3 separate regions of the Mus musculus genome follow, and all the other regions are linked to region 1. Evidence: chromatin loops called from intact Hi-C (ENCODE). Cell type or tissue: left cerebral cortex. All regions are shown on one strand. Each heading gives the region's core, and the rest is flanking DNA. Links, peaks and the distances in the headings are about the cores only.

The links. A loop is a pair of places that touch in the nucleus more often than their neighbours do. Peaks named below come from ENCODE experiments on the same cell type or tissue, not always from the same donor. Only the 100,000 strongest peaks of a DNase experiment are listed, where the experiment ranks them.
Region 2: a loop joins it to region 1, with 5 times the contacts of the local background. A loop is called at or near these places in 11 of 42 quality-filtered maps.
Region 3: a loop joins it to region 1, with 3 times the contacts of the local background. A loop is called at or near these places in 12 of 42 quality-filtered maps.

What each region holds. Positions count from the first base shown.
Region 1 is chr2:30,656,458-30,662,866 of GRCm38, forward strand. Gm14486 (predicted gene 14486) reads right to left here. Exons shown (of 4, transcript NR_136917.1): 3 at 3,343-3,428; 4 at 1,707-2,532. Among named protein-coding and RNA genes, the nearest start is that of Gm32316, 3.7 kb to the left of the region's middle. In left cerebral cortex, for the core only: a CTCF peak has its summit at 2,940; DNase peaks (open chromatin) are centred at 1,566, 2,157, 2,565 and 2,970; H3K4me3 peaks cover 1,013 bases; H3K27ac peaks cover 2,500 bases.
Region 2 is chr2:30,714,227-30,720,635 of GRCm38, forward strand. Gm14488 (a long non-coding RNA gene) reads right to left here. Exons shown (of 4, transcript XR_866106.3): 1 at 5,747-6,409; 2 at 5,480-5,644; 3 at 142-175. Among named protein-coding and RNA genes, the nearest start is that of Gm14488, 3.8 kb to the right of the region's middle. In left cerebral cortex, for the core only: CTCF peaks have their summits at 3,284 and 4,199; DNase peaks (open chromatin) are centred at 2,438, 2,803, 3,406, 3,994 and 1 more place; H3K4me3 peaks cover 6 bases; H3K27ac peaks cover 2,500 bases.
Region 3 is chr2:30,704,038-30,710,446 of GRCm38, forward strand. No RefSeq gene overlaps it. Among named protein-coding and RNA genes, the nearest start is that of Gm14488, 14 kb to the right of the region's middle. In left cerebral cortex, for the core only: a CTCF peak has its summit at 3,828; DNase peaks (open chromatin) are centred at 3,504, 4,059 and 4,456; H3K4me3 peaks cover 878 bases; H3K27ac peaks cover 2,184 bases.

The DNA of each region.
Region 1 (6,409 bases), core at 1,523-4,022:
ATAGGTCTGCAAAGACTCTTTTTACCAAATGAGGCCATGTTTGAAGCCTTCTGAGATTAACACAGACATCCCTTTGGGGGCACATGCAGCTCATGACAGCAAGGCTGAGGGACACGCAGCGCAGAAACTTTTCCTGTACCCTGTTCCTCAGACCACCTTCCGCAGGAGCCATCTTCCTTCAACACACAGCGTTCTTGACAGGGAAAACTGTTCAGTGGAGGGAGGGTCCATTTAGAAGCTTCAGTGTCCCTGGCTCCTCTGCTCACCCAACCTCAGCCTCTGAACTTCTGGTGGGAAAGAATGTATCCCAGAAGAAACAATTGTCATGAGGAGAGTCAAGCTCTGGGGTCTCTCTTGAGGTGTCCCTCTGAGTAAAGCAGTCTGTCCCTTGGGGGTCTTAAGCTTGCTCATGTGTCAAACTGCCCACAGGTGTGGCTAGCACCTTCCCTGCTAGTACCTGCTGCTGCATGCAGCCTGTTCCCCGGGGAGGGGGGTGAGTTTATGGGGTGCACACTGATTTCCAGGCATGAGGAACTGCACACACACTCTTCCCCCAGCCTGCCCTACTCTAGACTATCATCAGCAAGGGCACTAAGTCTTTCTGGGAGCCTTTTCTTCAAGGCTGATTCCCAGCAGCCCTGAAGATCACTCTGTGATGGTCCAGGCGACTTAGGAACCACCCGTGCGTTGTGTGTGGAGAGTCTGAGGTGTTCGTGGGGCTGAAGGAGCCCTTGTTAATTACCAAGAAATGACCAGGAGGCCCGGGCCCAAAGCTCTGACCTTGAAAGGGCAATGGAATCGAACTAAAACCCTGTAGCAGACCTAGGACGACCCTGACTTCTGTTTCTGAGCCAAGGCTGAGGGCTGGATGTGGTCTGAAGGCAGAGGGCTCTCTTTGCTGGAGGCCTTAGGCTCCTCCCGGCACACAGGAAAAAACAACCTGGGCCATTCTGGGCCATTCATTCGAGCTGTTTGTACGTGCAAATATTTATTATTATTATTATTATTAAACGTCCACTTCCTGTGCCCGAGGCCATCTCCTCCATCCCTCTTTCCAGCCTCTCTGTCCAGGACCAGAGTCATAACTGTTTGCATTTGGGCTAATAACGACCTGGGAGTTTGGAGGTGGATATGGGCAGGACTGTAAACTTTAATTAGCCTGGTGAGATTAACATCGTAGCAGGGGACTGGAGTGGGGGCCTCCTTCCGAGCTCTCTGATCCCAGTAGACACCCCCCTCCCGTGAAGGGCACCCCATACAGGATGTGCAGAGGACCGCACAGCAAGGCTTACACGTGCTGAGTTAATCTTTATTCGCCTCGAAGCCGAGTCAGGCTTCAAAGAGCCCTGGGTCGAATTGCTGTCCCTCTGGCTCCACAGTACTCGCTGGCTTCCTCCTTGCAGAAACCTCAAGCAGAAAACTCAGGGACTGGGCTGTGTGACCTTGAGCCGGTTACTCACCCTCTCAGGGAGGGGAGGCTAAGTGGGAAGGTTCAGGACAAATGCTGCGGAATCTAGGAAGCTAAACCCTACTGGGTGGCCGAATTCTTACTGCCTGGCTGCCTAGCCTGGGGGGTCACACGTTCAGGAAGGGCTGAGGATTTTCTGGTCTCCATCTGGCTTAGTATTGAGAGCATTCAGCGGCTCGGGGGCTGTTTCCACCAGCGTCCCCAGGAAATTGGCCTTCCCGAGAATGAAGTCATCTGCTTCTCTTTTATTTATTTATTTTTGTCGCCTTTTTCTCCTTCAAGCATGAGCCCCTGGGCCTGTGCGGCCCCTCTCCACGGCTGTCGCGGGAGAAGGGGCTCTGAGAATAGGTGGGACCCCGGGGTGCCACGCGCCGTCCTGGGACTGGCCGAAGGTGAGCTCCCGGGCGGCCAGGGCGAACAATAACAGTAAATAACGCTGCCTCGTCAGCGTCATAAAAACGGAAACGCTTCCACTGTGTTTTAATAAGCGTCGCCCATCAATCTGCCTCCCTGCCGGCCGCGGGCACCGGGGAGGGTGCGGGAGGGGGACGAGGGGGCGCGAGCGGCCGGGGTCACGCGCACCAGCCGAGCCGAGAGGCGGCCGAGCTGAGTAACTCCGTTGCCATGGCGACGTGGCCGCAAGGAACAGGAAGCAGCAGAAATAGCAGCCGCCGCGGCGCGGCCCCTCCCCCCGCGAGCCCGTTGCCACGGCGACCGGACGGGAGCGAGGCTGCGCGGGCGGCCTCCTGCTCAGCCGACTGACGCATGCGCAGTACGGCGCGCGGGTGGGCCTCGCCCTACAGCTCCCGGGGTGGCCCGTGGAGACCAGTGCTACTCGGGGGTCGGTGTCTGCTTTGGGAGCCTTCTCGCCTCGGCTTCTGGCAAAGGCAGTGCTTTCCAAGCATGCAGCGGGCAGGGACGTGGTCACCGGAGTCCCCGACCTGTTCTGAGTGACAGCAGAGCCGGGTCCAGGCTTCCCTCGCCGTGGATGGGGCACCTGGTGACGTCCAGGATGCCTCCTCCTCTTGGTCCCCATCTCCACGTGTCCCTTTGCCAGATAGAACCTGCATAGAACACAGAAGCCCTGGCACCCTCCATGTCCCCTCTTGTGCCAGAAAACAACGTTCTTTCCTCCACACCCCCCAAGTTGAGGGAAGCCTAGATGTTTCATAACAAAAGCCCTCCCCCACACCCCATAATAGCTTGTTTATGTGGAAGCGGCTGCAGCCTTGGGGGTCTGAAGCTGGTGTGTGTGTATGTTTGTTACAGGGACACACGTGATTATATCTGAGGCCGTTTGTGGAGAATTTTCTTCTCTGTAGATTCTGTTTGGTTTGTTTTTAATAAGGGTCAGAGGTCTGAGCTTCTGTGGGGAAGGGGGAAGGGTCACCTCGGATGGCCAGGCCAAAGGGTCCCAGGGGGACAGGTCACGGGGCCTGCAATGCTAGCAGAGGCCAGCAGCTAAAGCTGCTCCATCTGGCTCTGTTCCTGGCGGCAGGCAAGCACAGGCAGCCAGCAGGATGCTCCCTTGAGTGGAGCCCCAGAGGGGGACACCCTGGAACGGAGACTGGTCTCCCTGGGCAGGACAGCTGTCATTTCTCAACTGTCCAAGAGAGAGAGAAGGGAGCTGCTGCTGGCTGGGTCTTTCTACAGCACTATCAATGGCGGGCTTGTGTATGCCGCCTTCAGGTTGGCTGTGTGAAATGAAGGGAGCCTTGAACTGCTTCCGAGTCCTGGCCAGCCAGCCCAGTGTGTGGACCGAGGGCTACAGGCTACATAAGAGCATTTCCACTCAGGACAGCCTAGCTCTGTGTGTCTTTCCCTCCTTCCTCACCCTGTAGACATGGCAGGGGCGGGGGGGGGGGGCTGCTTACCCTGAAGGAGAGCCTGCCTGGTGTCCAAAGACAATGCATCCACCATAGAGATCCTGGGGTCACAGTTAACTCTTTTTTAGGGGAAGCTGTGGAGATGTGGGGAGGAAGGAGCAGAGAGACTGGGCTGTAATTCAGAGAAGGTCCCTGTCCTTGAGGCCAAAGCAGACTGAGACCTGAGATGACAAAGCAGGCCCTCGTGGCTTGTGACTGTCCCTGGAGGGAGATGGGTGCTCAGAATCCGACGTCTATTTACTGCAGCTGGAAGGGGTTCCTTCGCTGTCCCCTGGTCCCTGAGACCTAGGCTGACTGTGTCCAGAGGCTATAGGCTTCAGGGGTTAAGAAGCAAGGAGGTGGGCCTTGGCTCTGCTACTAAAGCCCCGTGGAATCAGAGGCAGGCCCCGTACCTTCCTTGGGCTTCAGTTTTCCCATCTGGCAAACAGGAAGAGGGTCAAGGCAGCTACTGACTGCCTCATAGTTGACCCAGTCAGTATTTCTGAGGTCTGAATGTCCTATACCGCCAATGGTATCTTAGGTCAGGCTCAGGGATAGTGGCCCAGAGGAGTGAAGTCACTCCCCAGGAAAAGCTAGAAGGTAGCACAGGCACCTGCCACACCCGCAGGAGAGCAGGGATCACGCTGTGAGTGCTACAGTCACAAGTCAGCACCCCCCTCAGCCCTTCTCATTTTGGTGGCTCCATCCAGAGCCTTCCCTTTGTATAGAGTTGGGACACCCATTCCTCCTTTCTGAGGTTAGCAGAGGGACTAGAACTCTCCGTGGTGTCTGCTAACTGTCATGAGTGAAGGGTGACCGGGAGGGTAGGTCTCCAAGGATACGTGCTCTGCACACGGCTTTGCAGTCTGCCCCAGAGCTTGAGATCTGTGTGCCTTCTCCCCTGTCCCTTCCTGCAGCTGATATGGCAGGGCTGGGGGTCCTCACTCACTAGGCAAGCGTGTGGCATCCAGATGGTGTGGTTAATCGCGATGGAACCGTAAATCAGCGGTATTGTCCCAGCCTCCCTGCTCTTGGCAGAGCCGTCACCTGGAGGAGGAGCTGGTGTAAGAAGCTCCTGCAGCCCCGCCCACCAGCCCCAAGCTTTGTTCCCAGTCAGTGGCCAGTGTCTGTGTTTGAATACTAGCCCTGTCACTGCCTGTGTGGCTTTGACGAAGCCCTGATCTCCCTGTTAGCCTCAGTTTCTTCATCTATAAAATCCGGGCGATCACAGCGCATGTGGTCCCCAGAACAAGATGAAGTCTCTCATGTGGGCCATTCCTGACTTATAGCTCAGTAGATCCTCCACAAGCTTATAGCTCTATAGGTCCATCCACAAGCTTGTAGCTCTGTAGGTCCGTCCACAAGCTTATAGCTCTATAGGTCCATCCACAAGCTGCCTCTCACCTCTTGGACCTGTACAGGAACCTGAGAGTCAGAGAAGGAAAGCAAGCTGCCCAATGCCACACAGCCAATTAGCAGAGGAACAGGGCTTAAGCCTGGCAGGCTCGAGTGACACTAAACACCTCGGGTTCCAGTCAGCCCGCCCTCCCCAGCCCCTCTGCCTATGTCGGTAGTGACAGCAGAGCATTGTTAGCCTCGCCTAGAGCCACTGTGCAACCCAGGTCTAAAAAGACGCCTTAATAGGTTCCTAATAAAGCTTCGGGGACGGCGGCTTCCCAGGGCAGGGCCAGGGTCCAGGTGCAGCAGATGCGACCTAATGAAAATGTCAGTAGTGTGGTGGTGGTGGTGGTGGGGCACCTGCTCATGTCTCAGACTCAATCTTCCTGTCCTCGGCTGAGTCACTGGATGCAGGGGTCACTCACTCATCCCTCCTCCCATCCCATCCATCCATCCACCCCACCACCACACAGTGGTTATGGAACATCCTTCTTGACCGAAGCCCACATTAAATGTACAGGTTCCTCTCTTCCCGTTAAAAAGACATGAGATACACAACTGGGCACAGCTGAAGGAGAGAGGGTGTCAGAGGGTCTGCGAGAGCCGTGTCTGCAGAGCAGCCTTGGTCAAGCTCTGGGGAGCTTGTCAGACCGCTGCCCTTCCAGGCCACACTCTCTGGACCTGTTTGTCAGTCAGGCTGCTGTGACAAAATGCTGTACTCTAGGTCCAACCAGCCTAAGTGTATCTCCCAGAGTTCTGAGGCACGGGAATGCCATGATCACACTGCAGGCATATCCTAAACCTGGTCAGGGCCTGTTGTCCTGGATGGGGTCTTCTAGCCGTGCCTGAGTGTAGTAAGGGCGGAGAGAGCTCCTGTTTCTCCTCCTCCTTCTCTCCTTTCTGTGTCCCTTCCTCTTTCGTTCAAAGACTCCCCATGTAGCCAAATCTCGCCTTGAGCTCCACATCCTCTATGCCTCAGTTTCCTGAGATTACAGGGGCATGCATACCACCTCTCTGTGGTCCCTGCAGTCTCTTTGTTTTATTAGTACATATTAATCATACAGAGTGGTGGTTTCCTTGCCATCTCAGGCCACATTTATGAGGAAACTAATCAACCTGCATGGGGGAACCCTCATACCCCAGCCCCCAAAGGCCTTAAAGTACAACTTCCTAACACCACCTCCATAAAAGATGTTTTCATTGTTACATTTGTGCGTGTGTGTTCTTGTGTGAGCGTGTGCATGTGTGTGCAGGCATGCACACTCCACACGTGACAGTCAGAGGACAACTTTTTGGAGAAGGGTCTCTCCTTCAACTGCGTGGGTTCTGAGGTCTGAACTCAGGCTGTCCTTTACCTGCCTGCCAAGCCTTCTTGCCAGCCCAGGATACCACCCGCCTCCTAAACCCTGATGGTAAGATTATGTCCCAGCATGTAAGGCTGTGCATTCACACCACAGCAGAAAAGATGGGTTGTGGCATTCCAAAGTCTGCAGTTCTGAAGCTCCACTCAGGGTAAGTGACCCTCCAAGTTACCTACCAACTCTTCTAAGGACCCATTTGGATCCTAAAGCTCTGACCTAAAACCCAGGGCCACTCTGACTGACATGAGCTTAACCACTGAGCTGAGTGGAGACTGGCTGTTGCCTGTCGCTTTTGCTACCCGGTCGAAGCTCCAGGA
Region 2 (6,409 bases), core at 1,801-4,300, 58 kb after region 1:
CTATTCTTCCTGTAAACAACCTTTACCCACACTCAGTCACTCATCTGACCCCAACTGCAGCTTAAAGTTACAGCCCTAAGGTAATCTCTGTCTTGAGTCTCAACCTTTTCATCTGTAAAATGGGACAATACTGAAAATTACCTTGTAAAAACACAGCAATGTCATGGTGGGAATCCTGTATGGCCAAAAAAGGTGAGTGAGCTTATGAGAGATGTAGGTGTAACCAGCCCCTACAGACGAGCCACCCCTCCACCCCCACCTCCCACCCCCCAAGCCCCATTCCTTTGAGTACTAAGGCCTCCCTCTCCTTTGGATCAGCAGGAATCCAGCACTCAGATTCAGAACAGGGCACATCCTTTCACATGTAGAGCTGGGAGACACCAAGACTGTAGAAGAGTGGGAAGGTCCGCATCACCCCTCCCTCGCTTAGACCTGAACCATGCATGGAGGGTCTGCAGCAAGGATCCAGTTACCCTCAGTGTACCCAGAGTCAAGCAGAGACAGGAAACAAGGGAATGAGGGCAGTGTGAGGGAAGGCTGCTGGGATGTGACCCAGGAGCCCCCATGCTCATTAATGACCATGTCTGGGAGCGAGGAATGGTGGGTCCACGAGCAGAGTGTGTGCCCAGCACGTACAAAGTCCTGGGTTCTGTCCACGGCACCACATCACACCAGGCAGGCTGGCCTAGGTCTGCAGTTCCAGCTCTCAGGATATGGAGGCAGAAGGACCAGGAATCCAAGGTCATCCTTGGCTGCATAGCAAGTTTAAAGTTAGCCTGGGCTACATGAGATTCTGACTCAAAAAATGAAAACAAAAGAAAACGAAAGATTTGGGGAGTAAGAATCCCTTGAGCGTGTTAGGTATGGACCTGTGAAAATCTTGAAATTTTCTTTATCAGTTCCATTCCCTGTCTCAGTACGATGTGCATGCGTTTACCTGGGCAGGAAGCAGGGTGTTTCAGAGCAAACGCAAGGGGAGCAGGGGCAGGAGAGATGGCTCAGTGGTTCGCAGTTGCTGCTCTTCCAGAGGACCTGAGTTCAGTTCCCAGCACCAAAATCAGGCAGCTGACAACTGTCCACAACTCTAGCTCCAAGGGACCCTACACCTCTGGCCTCTGCCTGCATGTGCATACCTGTGTGCGCGCACACACACAAATGTGTTTAAAAACCACAGAGAACTTGGCATTTCCCCTCCTTCTTGTGAGCTCAGACAAGTCTCCATGCCCTGCTGAGGACCTGAGTGGTGTCCCAGTGCTGTTGAGAGGACCTTTAGGTGACAAATATAAATCTTATGGCATGGGAAACCAAGAACCCTGCTCCAATTCCTACCCACCTCACCCCAGAATAACTAGCCTCGGCGCCCCCCCAAACCTTTAGCTTTGTATCTCTGAACCTCAGGACCTGATAGCCAAGGCAAGTCCTGGATTTGGTAGGCTAACACCAACACAGGCGGGACCTGTGACAAAGTGAAAGCAGCTCAGGCTAGACCTGTGACAGAGTGATAGCTGCTCAGGCTAGACCTGAGACAGAAAGGCAGGACAGTTTGGTGGTCTGACCAGGTACTCAGGTCCAACTTCTCAGTTGGATTTGGGGAACTCGTCTGAGTGGAGATGACATTCTTCAACCACGTGGTTAACTTGACTGATAAGCTGAGAACACAGGCAGGTGGACCAAAGCCCTTGTGTCCATTCTGACATGACAGCCAAGTGCTGGCGTTGTCCTCACAACCCAGGAAGCACCCAGGGCTCAATGAGTTGTGACAGATGAAGAGCCTGGTGGACAGCGACCCTTTGAAGCCACACTGCTATGCTAAGGAGGTGGCAGGATCTGCACTTGGCCCACCCTGAAGCTGGGTGTTCTAACCACCAGGCTTCCCTGCCTTGTCTCCTTGGCAGTGAAGCAGGGTGCACTTCATAGAGAAGCCTGGGAGAATGATTGGAGGTAGGTGCTAGCTGCAGGTCAGGCCATCAGAGGAACTGTCTGAAGGTCACAAATCACAGCACCCCCAGCCCCATGTTAACTGGGAAGAATCTCAAATGATCACCCACCCTTCTGGCCAGTCCTATACAAAGCAAAGCTTCCACTAGAGAGGTTGAGACATTTGCCCAAAGACCCACAGCAAGATATTGCCCCCTCGGTCTGTAGCTAGAAGGAGGGAGGTGGACCACCTGGGTTCTGATCTGGGTCTGTGACTCGCCTTTTGTGTCAAAGAACCTTTGTGCGTAGTGTCCTTGTCCTGGAGAATGGAAACATGAGGTCCCTTTATAAAGGGGGCTGTGCGGGAGGCAGTGCTGATGAAGACTAGAGAGCCCAGGGGCCTGCTGAGATCCAGAGATCCCCTCCAGCACCCAGTGGTCCTCCATGATGCTGGGCATTCTGCTGAGACCCAGAGGAGCAGCTGCAAGCTTGGCTGCCGGGCAGCTTTCCTGCTGCACACTGGCCACGGGGGGAAGCTAGCTGGCCACCGGATACTCCGCAGATAACCAGCTCCTGCTGTGTGATTTCTGCTGGGCTGGGAGTGGGGGTGGGGATCAGGGACGCCCCACCCCCAGGAGGTGAGGGGCAGAAAACAGGACTCCAAGCCAAGCAAGTGGAGAGTGCAAAGACCCAGCGCAGAAAGGAACAGAATGTGCCCTACCTAATCAGAGCTGGGGCCAATGGCTGGAGCCCAGAGCCACAGGGGGATGAGACAAAAAGGTGGCATCCAGGGGAAGCTGGCCATCAGTGGGGCACGTTGTGGCAGGGAACTCAACATGGAAGCCAGTTCTGTTGCTGAAGGAAGCAGCAGCCTGGTCTGAGTTCCAGGAAGATTTGCATGGCTGGCTTTAGGGAGGGATACCAGGTGGGCAGGGAATGTGGGAGAGGAGCTCTGGGAGGGGGCAGAGAGGGGTAGGTGCGCACAGCACAGGCCGAAGCAGTGGGAACGGGAACTTTGGGAAGAGTCCGCAATGGCTTAGGGGTGGCGATCTAGCTAGAGTGGGTGTGGCCAGAAGCAAAGGGCAGAAGGAAATTCCAAGAGAGCAGCCCCTGGCTCCAGCGAAGACCACCCCAGCTGCACTTGCAGCCCAGGGCGCTTGGCAGGACCTCTCCACTTAAGACTGGTGGTTCAGAGACCAGCGTGGTCGGAGCCCCGGAGCTCGGGTCTCAGAGGCCCCGAGGGTTGTCTAAACTGCCTCGTGGGCACTCTCAGCACTCAGGTGACCAGCAGATGGCTGTCTGTAGGGGCGTGGCCCCAGCTGACTCTCAGCCTGCAGTGCCCACTCGGTCCTGAGTGTGCACAGCCCGCGGAGGACAAGCAGAGGTGGTAGATAGAGCTGAGGATCCTGGGAGGAAGCTAGCCACCGTGTGCTCCCTTCTGGGCACCAGAAAAACCCGGGAGCTAGAAATACAAACCCAGCCTTGGAGGCCTGTATCTTTCCTAAGGAAGGTGGATTTGTCAGGGTGGAGGGAAGGGATTTGATTTAGCTGCTTGCTAGCCTGATTTATAATTTGTAAACACTCAGGCAGGCCTGTGGGTCTCTGCATATTTCCAAAGTCCAGAGAAGCAGCCTTCTGGACCAGTAGCTGACTAACCCTTTGCTATGCTTCAGTCCTTCCCAGTAGTCCTTTCTTTGTGCTTGCCCCAGGGGTCCTCTGCCATTGGGGGTTCAGTCCCAGCTTATATTCCTGGAGACCACAAGGCTCTCCTCTGTCACTGGTCAACTACAGGGGGTTTGCTGGGGTCTGAGCAGCTGGGCACAATTCCACCTCTACTGCGGGAAGCAACACTTCCCTGAAGAGCAGAAGAAGCCTGTAAGAAAGGCAGCCCTGAGATGGCGGGGTAACCTTGAGCCGTTTGCTCTCCCGAAACCCCATCTTCCCAATGGTACCACTTGTGCTCACTCAGGCGCACCGTGGGACGCAGAGCCCACGTGTGCCCCGCATTTGTCAAGCACATGGCAGGGATTAGGAAGGGCGTGAGTTACATCATTCACTTCTTTTTACAGCTGAGAAAAACAAACCGAGGCTCAGCGAGGTGCAGCAGTCTGTCCAAGGTCACACAGCCCAGAACAGGACAGGGATGTCCCAGTTACACAGCACCCATGGGACTATGCGGCCGTAGGACTGCACCTCCTTCACCTATTCCCCGGTCCTCTCAACTCTCAGGCTCTGCAGGCTACGTGGGGGACACAGAGGTGGGTGGTGTGGGCAGAGCGCAGCTTGCTGGGAGGAACGGGTTAATGCGCTCCGCCGCATTGGGCCGGCCTCCAGGAGAGCCAGCCAATGGGCATGCTTGGTGATGAGGTAATGCCAGGACGCGCAGAGTGGGTGGGGCTTGAGTGGACCCCTCTGCTCCTTCTGACTTTCTGCTCTCCTTAGCAACCCCTCACCTTTGACCTTGATATCCCGGCTCTTCTTCCAACCTTGAGGGACTGGGATCATCAGCCCCCTGCAGCACTGAGCCTCACGCACTGCTGCAGATGTTCAGATGCATCCTAGCCTGAATAACACCCCCTGGACCTCAGTTTCCCTAGATGTAATTTCTTAATTGTCAAAGTCCCTCCCAGTGGGGTACCTGCATGGATCCCCAGAGCAGCAGGCAGCCTTGCCTTGCCTTTGACCTCTGCCCCGTCGCAATGGTTCCCAGAATCCGGGGCCAAGGAGTCACTAGGCCAGTCACACCCTTCACGTGGTCCCGACCCTTGGGTGCCTCTCCTGACTGATCCCACTGACCCCTTCCTCCTAAGCTAGGAACTAGCTAGCCACACAACAGCCGCAGCAGCAGCAGGCTCGCAGCGGTAGTTAGATGACAAAGTTCACCAAACCACTCGGCCTAGCAGAGCTGGGTTAGTTAAACGTCTACTACGGGCCCAGAGCTCCGGCTCCGTGTGGCCTGGTGCCCTACAACCCTCCTGTTGTCGCTATATGCTGAACGCCACCCGGGCACGAAGCAGTTAACGCCCTTGCAGCGAGCTGGCAGAGCCGGCTGCCCGGCTTATTAGTCAGCCGGCGGGGAGGGGGCGGAGGGAAGGAGGGAGGAGGGAGGGAGGGGTTCAGTGGAGAGCCGCAGAAAGCTATTCTCAGGGGCTCCCGTGTGTGGGGAGGGCGGCTCAGCGGGAACTGCCGCTTCCCAGAAAGTTGATTATTTTTAACCCAGGAAGAAGAAAGGAAGGAGGCCCAGGGAGGACTCAGAGAAGACGAGGAAAAGAGAGGAGAGGAGAGAAAAAGAGGAGAGGAGAGGCGAGAACAAGGAGAGGAGAGGAGAGAGAGGAGAGGAGAGGAGAGGAGAGGAGAGGAGAGGAGAGGAGAGGAGAGGAGAGGAGAGGAGAGGAGAGGAGAGGAGAGGAGAGGAGAGGGATAGATATTTGGAGGGAAAGGACAGGCAGGGCAGGGAGGAAGGAAGATGAGGCTTAGATATCCCACAGCAAGGGTTGGGGAACGCTCTGGGCCAATTCTGGAGGAGGAATAGATGTGGGGTACCCACCCCTGCTGGACCTACCATCCTCCTGTCCTTGTGGACTGGCCTAGTTGCATGGGGGCTTGAGGGAGGAACTGGGCACAAGGCAGTTCCAGCTCCTGGGAGTGCTCTCAGGTCAGTGGGCAGCACAATGGCACAGCCTTGTTCTGGCCTTCACGGTGACTCCTGGGAGTCTGCATGGAGGCCCTGGGAAAGAGGACAAAGAGGTTGCCTTGGTGCTTGGGCCGAGAGGGATTCACTTACGGGGGGGGGGGGGGGGGGGGTGTGGGCCCAAGTCACTTCTCCTACCTCTAGGTGGTGTCAGGCTGGGAAGGCACCTCAGAAGCAGGAGCTGGGTTCACAGAGTGAGACAAGCCAGAGACAGCTGGCCCACAGGGCTCGCAGGCGTGGCGAGCCATAAAAAATGCATTGGGTGCCCCCAAGAAGGCTGAAATATCAGGGACTTAGGCAGACTGGCTGTGTGTGTGATCTCAGCAGGGGTCAGAAGTGTCCTAGAGAAGGGTGCATGAGGATCTACTGGGATGACTAACTCAACTAATGCGAAGCCAGGGAAGACAGGACTGGCAGTCTTCAGGCCTCAGATCCAAGTGGTCTATCAATTCCTGCCTCTGGAAGGTTTGGCAGGCTTTTATGGAGCAGAGAGAACAGGTCTCCAAAGCTCCCAGAGGCTAGGAACTGGGGGCTGAACTCAAGCTTGGTTTGTGCCATGGTGGAAGACCAGCCTAGTGCAGATGCGGGAGGAATCAGAAAGCTGTCTGGGCTGGCTATGTGACAGGGAGGGCTGGTGCTGTTCAGGAGGCAGGGGACAACTCACAGGAGCAGGCTGGCAGCTTCGCATATTTGAGGGTCTGGTAGAGATGGCTCAGAGCGCCAGGTGAAAGGAAGACCCAGTGGGGAGGGCTGAGGGAGCTGCAGTGGCATTGCAGAATATGCTAGAATCCTGGTGGACCG
Region 3 (6,409 bases), core at 2,267-4,766, 48 kb after region 1:
TGGTGGCGCATGCCTTTAATCCCAGCACTCGGGAGGCAGAGGCAAGCAGATTTCTGAGTTCGAGGCCAGCCTGGTCCACAAAGTGAGTTCCAGGACAGCCAGGGCTATACAGAGAAATCCTCTCTCGGAAAAAAAAAATAAAATAAAATAAACCATTGAGTATTTGAAGGACCTTCCCCCCACCCCACCCCCATCCCCTATAATCTGGTCCTTCCATCCTCTCCACCTAGTGGAAAGGGAGGCTTCTGGAGCCTGGGTGGAGTATGGTAGTGTCACCTGTTCTCAGCATGGTGCAGCCATGAATCTCTACCTCTGTTCACCGCAGACAGAAGCTTCTTTGACTAAGGCGGCCTGAGTCTATCAATGCAAATATAAATATCCAGGAGGCAGTTTGATAACATACCCATTCTGCAACGCAAAGGTAGTAAGTTTACCCCTGCTACCTATGGTCTCCCACCATGACTGGGTCCACAGCATCCTCCAAAGCCGGCCTCAGAGCTAAACAAGGAGCGGCTGGTTACAGCCTTAACAGAAATGCCACAGTTGCACCGGTCAGCAGCTCTTGCTTGGGAAGCTGGTATAGTGGCATTCATGATCCAACTCTAGCTGGCTTTCCTTCCCCCACCCCCCACTCCCACCCACCCCCACCCCCACTGTCTACATAGCAACTTCCAGCTCCTTGAAAAGCTATGTTTCTTGAGGCTGGGATAAAAATGCTTAGCTCTGGTAATTGCTAGAGGTCCCTGGACAGTTAGGGCAGGGACAGTGGCCCCTCCCTGATCCTAGGCAGGGGTAGGCATTGAGGGAGGAAACAGCATGACTGCAGTCTATTCTCACCAGCCTGCTTCTTCCTCCACTGTGAGCCTAGTCTAGTGCATTACTTTGCTTCCTCAGGCCTCAGTATCCCCATCTGAAGAGCACAGTGACAGTCTCCCCTCAGCTGGTCCTCCACATCATTGGCTATCTAACGGATTACTTTGTTTTTTTAAAGATTTATTTGTTTTATGTATAAGAGTACACTATAGCTGTACAGATGGTTGTGAGCCTTCATGTGGTTGTTGGGAATTTTTAGGACTTCTGCTTGCTCCTGTCAGCTCCGCTCGCTCAGTCTCTGCTCGCTCAGTCCTGTCTGCACCCCAAGTGCTTGAATTACAAGTGTGTGCCACCAGCTTGGTTTATTTGGTGCTATGGACCAGGCCTTCTGCATGTTCTATCTGCAGAGCTAGACTCCCAGCCCTTCCCCATGTTAAATAATTAAGTTGCCCTCCCATCTGGCCATTTCCAACCCTGGAGCCCATGGTTATCTTCCAGGTCTGCGTTTTGTGTGTACAGGGCCCCATGCAAAGCCATTCACACCCTATGGATCACCGACCCCTCGCACTCACCTCAAAAAGAAGTGCCCTAGCCAGGCCTGGTGGTGAACGCCTTTAATCCCAGCACTCAGGAGGCAGAGACCGGAGAATTTCTGAGTTCAAGGCCAGCCTGGTCTACAAAGTGAGTTCCAGGACAGCCAGGGCTATACAGAGAAACCCTGTTTCAAAAAACAAGAAGAAGAAGAAGAAGAAGAGGAAGAGGAAGAGGAAGAGGAAGAGGAAGAGGAAGAGGAAGAGGAAGAAGAAGTGCCCTAACAGATACATCAGAGCACTGGAGACTCTTGTCATTAGCCAGGCTTCCCCACCCAGTAGCATGGAAACTGCAAGGGAAGGCTGGCTCTCCCAAGAGCTCATGGGCAATCGATTTCCTCTGTTCCCTCTGCCAACCTCCTGCTTCCACCTTCTGAGTGTGGGGCTTATAGACAGGTACCACCATACCTGGTTTAACATGGTGCTAGGGATGGTCTCTTTTACCTCAAGATGGCCTTGACCTTGCTACATAGATGAAGATGACCTCACAGTGTTCTTGAATAAGCTAGATGCATCCATGTAGGGAGTCCTTTGGAGAAGGGCTGGGTCCCAGATGCAAAGAGCCCTTTTTCTGGAATCTGGTTCAAGGAATCTCAACCTTTCCTGTGCTTGACAGGCACCCAAGTGTGCTGCTGAACCTGGCCCAGCCCTCGGGAAGCCTGGCTGAGAAAGGCAGGAGCCCAGGCCATCCCATTGGCAAAACCCTTTGCCTGCCTTGTACGGTGCACACAGAAGGGAGGGCTGGAGTCCTGAATCAGAGTCCCAGTTCTCCAAGGACCACCACCTCGCAGGCACGTGCCTCTACGCTGACTGGAGCTGTATTTTGGGATGTGTGGACACCCATTGTGGGAACCAATAGAAAAGCTGATGGGGGAGGGGTGGGGCACTATGACTCAGAGGATAAGGGTCCTCCTTCAAACAAGACAACCAGTGTTGGATTCCAGGAACCCACATGGTAGGAGAGAACAGACCCCCCCAAGTTGTCCTCTGATCTCCCCACACCTGTCACGACACACGAGCACACACGTACATAAAATACATAGTATCATTATTTTTTTAAAAAAAAGCAAGTCTGGAACAGTGTGGTCACCAACAAAGGCCTCACTGGCTTGTGCCTGGGGACACAAAAGTCTCTGGAAGGGAACACTGCAGATTGTTCTGGTAGCAAAGGCTGAGGTGAGATGTGTCTCTTAGGAGAGGTGCCCCTTGTAATGGGGCCACTTAGCATACTGCTTAGGGGGTCCAAAGTGGGCTTGTGCCTCAGCTTGGTCCTGTCCCCCTGAATGACCAGGGAGTGGTGGATCTTTCTTTCTCTCTCTCTCTCTCTCTCTCTCTCTCTCTCTCTCTCTCTCTCTCTCTTTCTTTCTTTCTTTTTGGTTTTTTGAGACAGGGTTTCTCTGTATAGCCCTGGCTGTCCTGGAACTCACTCTGTAGACCAGGCTGGCCTCGAACTAAGAAATCCACCTGCTTCTGCCTCCCTAGTGCTGGGATTAAAGGCGTGTGCTACCACACCCCTTGAGTGGTGGATTTCTTAAGCTGAACTGCTGGCCCCTGGAAAAGCAGGCCCCACAGAATCCCACAGCCCAGTAGTTCCCCCACAACTCAGGCCACAAACTCGAGTCTGCCCAGGGTCTTCCAGTCCCATCAGATACAGGCCAGCCTTGTGCAGGCTTAGTATGGAGACAGGAGCCTTCTCAATTTTAGCCCTGTTGGATAGAAAACGCTCCGGGCATCCTGGGCAGGCCAAATGCAATTGTAACTATCTGAGCTATCCTGCCTTCTTGACTCTAGAATCCAGGCAGAAAGCAGGGAGACAAGCTTAGAGTGGCCTAGAGCAGGAGACATCACTGGCCTGTGCAGAGTCCCTGACTACCCCAATACATGGTCTTTTGAAAGACCAGCCGGAAGTGAGGGCTCCCAGGGCTGTCTTGGCTTTGAGAATGACTCTCAGATGGTTAAGCTTATTTGGGTCGAGAAGTTGAGGGTGGAAAGAAAAAATGGGAACCCCACCGAAGATAGGACTCCAGTGTTCAGTGTCAAGCTCTAGACAAGCCCCTCCTCCCTCCCCTCCAGAGGAAGTGGAAAGGGCAAGCCCCTGGCCTAAGGCCACACAGCAGGAGAGATTTGGACTCAGCTTTCTCTCTAAATTGCTGCCCTTAACCCCTTCCTAGTCGGCTCTCTACCCTAGGCATAGTTGCTCGCAGAAGGATGTTGATGGGAGGGAAAAAAGGAAAAAGCACCGGGCCGGGTCTTCCCACGCCCCCGTCACCCCGTCCCCTCCGCGGTCGAGCTGGGAGGTCCGCAGCCGCCTCTTGCGCAGCTACCCCCACGATGCTGCTGGAACCCGCCCCGAAACAGCTTTCTCACATCAGGACCCCGGGCGTGGGGACGCCTTCCGACCCACGAGGCCCCGGAGGAAGCGCTCGAGGACCTGTGGGCTGCACAGCGCCCCCTCCCCGCCGGGGCCACTGAACAATCGTTGGGGCGGTAGAGATGAACGAGTGTCGCGCGCCCTGTCCCTAGAGTGGGCGCGCGGGATGTGCGCGTGGGTAGCCCGTTCCGCGCCGCGGGCCTTGCTCGCTCCCTCGCTTGCTTTTTCCTTTTTCTCGTTCCTTTTTTTTTTTTTTTTTCCTGGAGCAGAGCCCGGCGCCAGGAGTCTGGAACCGGCCTGACAAGCTTTTGAGTTATGGGGGAGGGGCGGCGCGCACCCCCGCTGCGAGGCGCGCCCCGATCCGGCGCGAGCCCGGGCGGCGGCGCCAGCGGCCCCGAGAGCTGCGCGAACCAGGCCGGCCCCGGGCGCGGCCGCCCCCGCCGAGCCAGGCATTCCTTTCCGCTGAAGCTTTACCCTGCTCGCAGCGCCCCGGGCAAGCCGCCTGCCGAGCGGGGGCGGAGTCGGCCCCCCTCCACCCCCGGGAGGTTCTTAGGTTCCCCGCTGGTCTCCTTCACCCCAGGCTGGTGGTCCCTCCCACCCTAAGCTGGTCCCCCCCACACCCTAGTGTGGTCTTTTGTCCCTGCCTAGTTCCTCCCACCCCCAGCTGGTGCCTTCCCAGAGAATGGATCCCTGTACACTCTTCTATCCTAGCTCGTCCCCTTCACACCCTGTGGTCATCTCCCCACAGGTTGGAACCCCTCCCCCACCTCAATGTGGTTTCTTCTATCCTGGCCTGGTACCCTCCAGTCCCTGGCTGGCCTTTCCCTAGGCATTACTGCTTCCTCCAGCCAGAGAGAGAGAGAGACACAGACAGAGAAAGAGAGAGAGACTGGTGAATCCCTTTTAATGGCCTAGAGAGCCCTTCCTTCTGCTGGCAGTTGGTGCCCAGTGAACATTTCCCAAACTCTCCTTTTTCTCCTTTTTTCTTTTCTCCATTGTCCTTGGGTCTGATGGCACACAGGGCCTACAGAGTAGAGTGACTGGGCCACTAGCTGATCCGACTCAGGTCTCTGTAGCCAAAGCCTAGCTTGGGTGGGCGAGAAGTGCTTAGACTTGTGATTTACCAGAGGGAGAACTAGAGCCTTCCCGCAGCAGCCAGGATGCAGAACCTTTGGACCTCTGTGTTGGTTCTGTGCATAAGAATCTCCTATGTGCTAGCAGGGATCAGGGCTGGTCTCCCCATCAAGCCACCATGTCCCATACTCCTCTTCTCCCTTAGGGTACCCAGCCAGGCCCCGACCACCATCCCCTCCAGCCCAGTAGTAACTGTGCAGTACCTTCTGGCCTGTCACCAAGTCAGACCCATCTCTGTATAGCATGTGGACTTTCCCCTTAGGGGCTCTGGGCTCTGCCCTTGTGCAGGCAGGCTCTCTTAGAGCCTTGAAGGTAGCCTGAGATAGCTTAGTAACAGATCTGGCCTCCCTATATAAAGTTTCTAGAGACCCAGCTGGTCCAGACAGCATAAGGCCTACCCAGAGGTGAGCTTTCAGCATGGGGCCACTTGTTCATTCTTACGGAGAGGCTTACCAGGCCCCACAAGCCCCACTCCCAGTGACCCCTGACTGTAACTTCAAGAATGCAGGGCCTGTTCTGGGGCTGAGCAGCTTGGCCCCTCCCCGGTCTCCTGCCAAGCAAAGTGGAAATCAAGCCAGAACCAGCTGCTTAGTAGAAATTTCCAGTCTTCTTGGCATAGCTGGAAGAAGGGTTTGCTTGGGTGCACCTTGGAGGTGTAGCTGAGCAGGCTTAGTGGGGCTGAGGAGTAGAGGGACCCCCAGATGTTCCAGAAGCTGGCTTCCAACCCCCCAAGCAGCTGGGACATGGGACAAAGGCTGTTATCCTCTGTAACCAGGGGAAGCTCTCTGCTGTTCTGTTGGCCCTTCTCCTGGGAGTCCATCAAAGACAAAGGCAAGAACAACAGTGTAGAAGTCAGGCTGCAAGATCTGCCCAGAAGCACCCAGCACCACACTTTTTCTGGGAGAAAACTGTTTGCCCTAGTGACGGCCCACTTGCTGGGCCACATGGCTTCCCAGGGGCAAGTCTTGTTACTTCCTTGGTCACCAAGAAGAGCAGGGGCTTGAATTGAGGGTTCTTGGGACATGAGCAGAATGTTGCTTTCACAAAATTTCACAGGGCTGTGTGGCTGAGCTGAGTTAACTTCTCAGGGACCCTGTTCTGTCTGCCCATGCCCCTCATTTACCTAAGGGAATTAAAGCATCGCAGTAGGAAGAGACTGACTGAGTCCCAGTACTCTCCTGAACTATGTCAGAGGAGACAGTTAAGCATGGAAAGATAGATTGATGGATGGAAGGATGGATGGATGGGTGGGTGGATGGATGGATGGAAGGAAGGAAGGATAGGATAGATGGATGGATGAAAGGCTAGGATGGGTGGGTGGATGGATGGATGGATGGATAGAAGAATGGATGGATGGATGGATGGATGGATGGATGGATGGATGGATGGATAGAAGAATGGATGGATGGATGGATGGATGGATGGATGGATGGATGGATAGAAGAATGGATGGATGGATGGATGGATGGATGGATGGATGGATGGATAGATAGAAGAATGG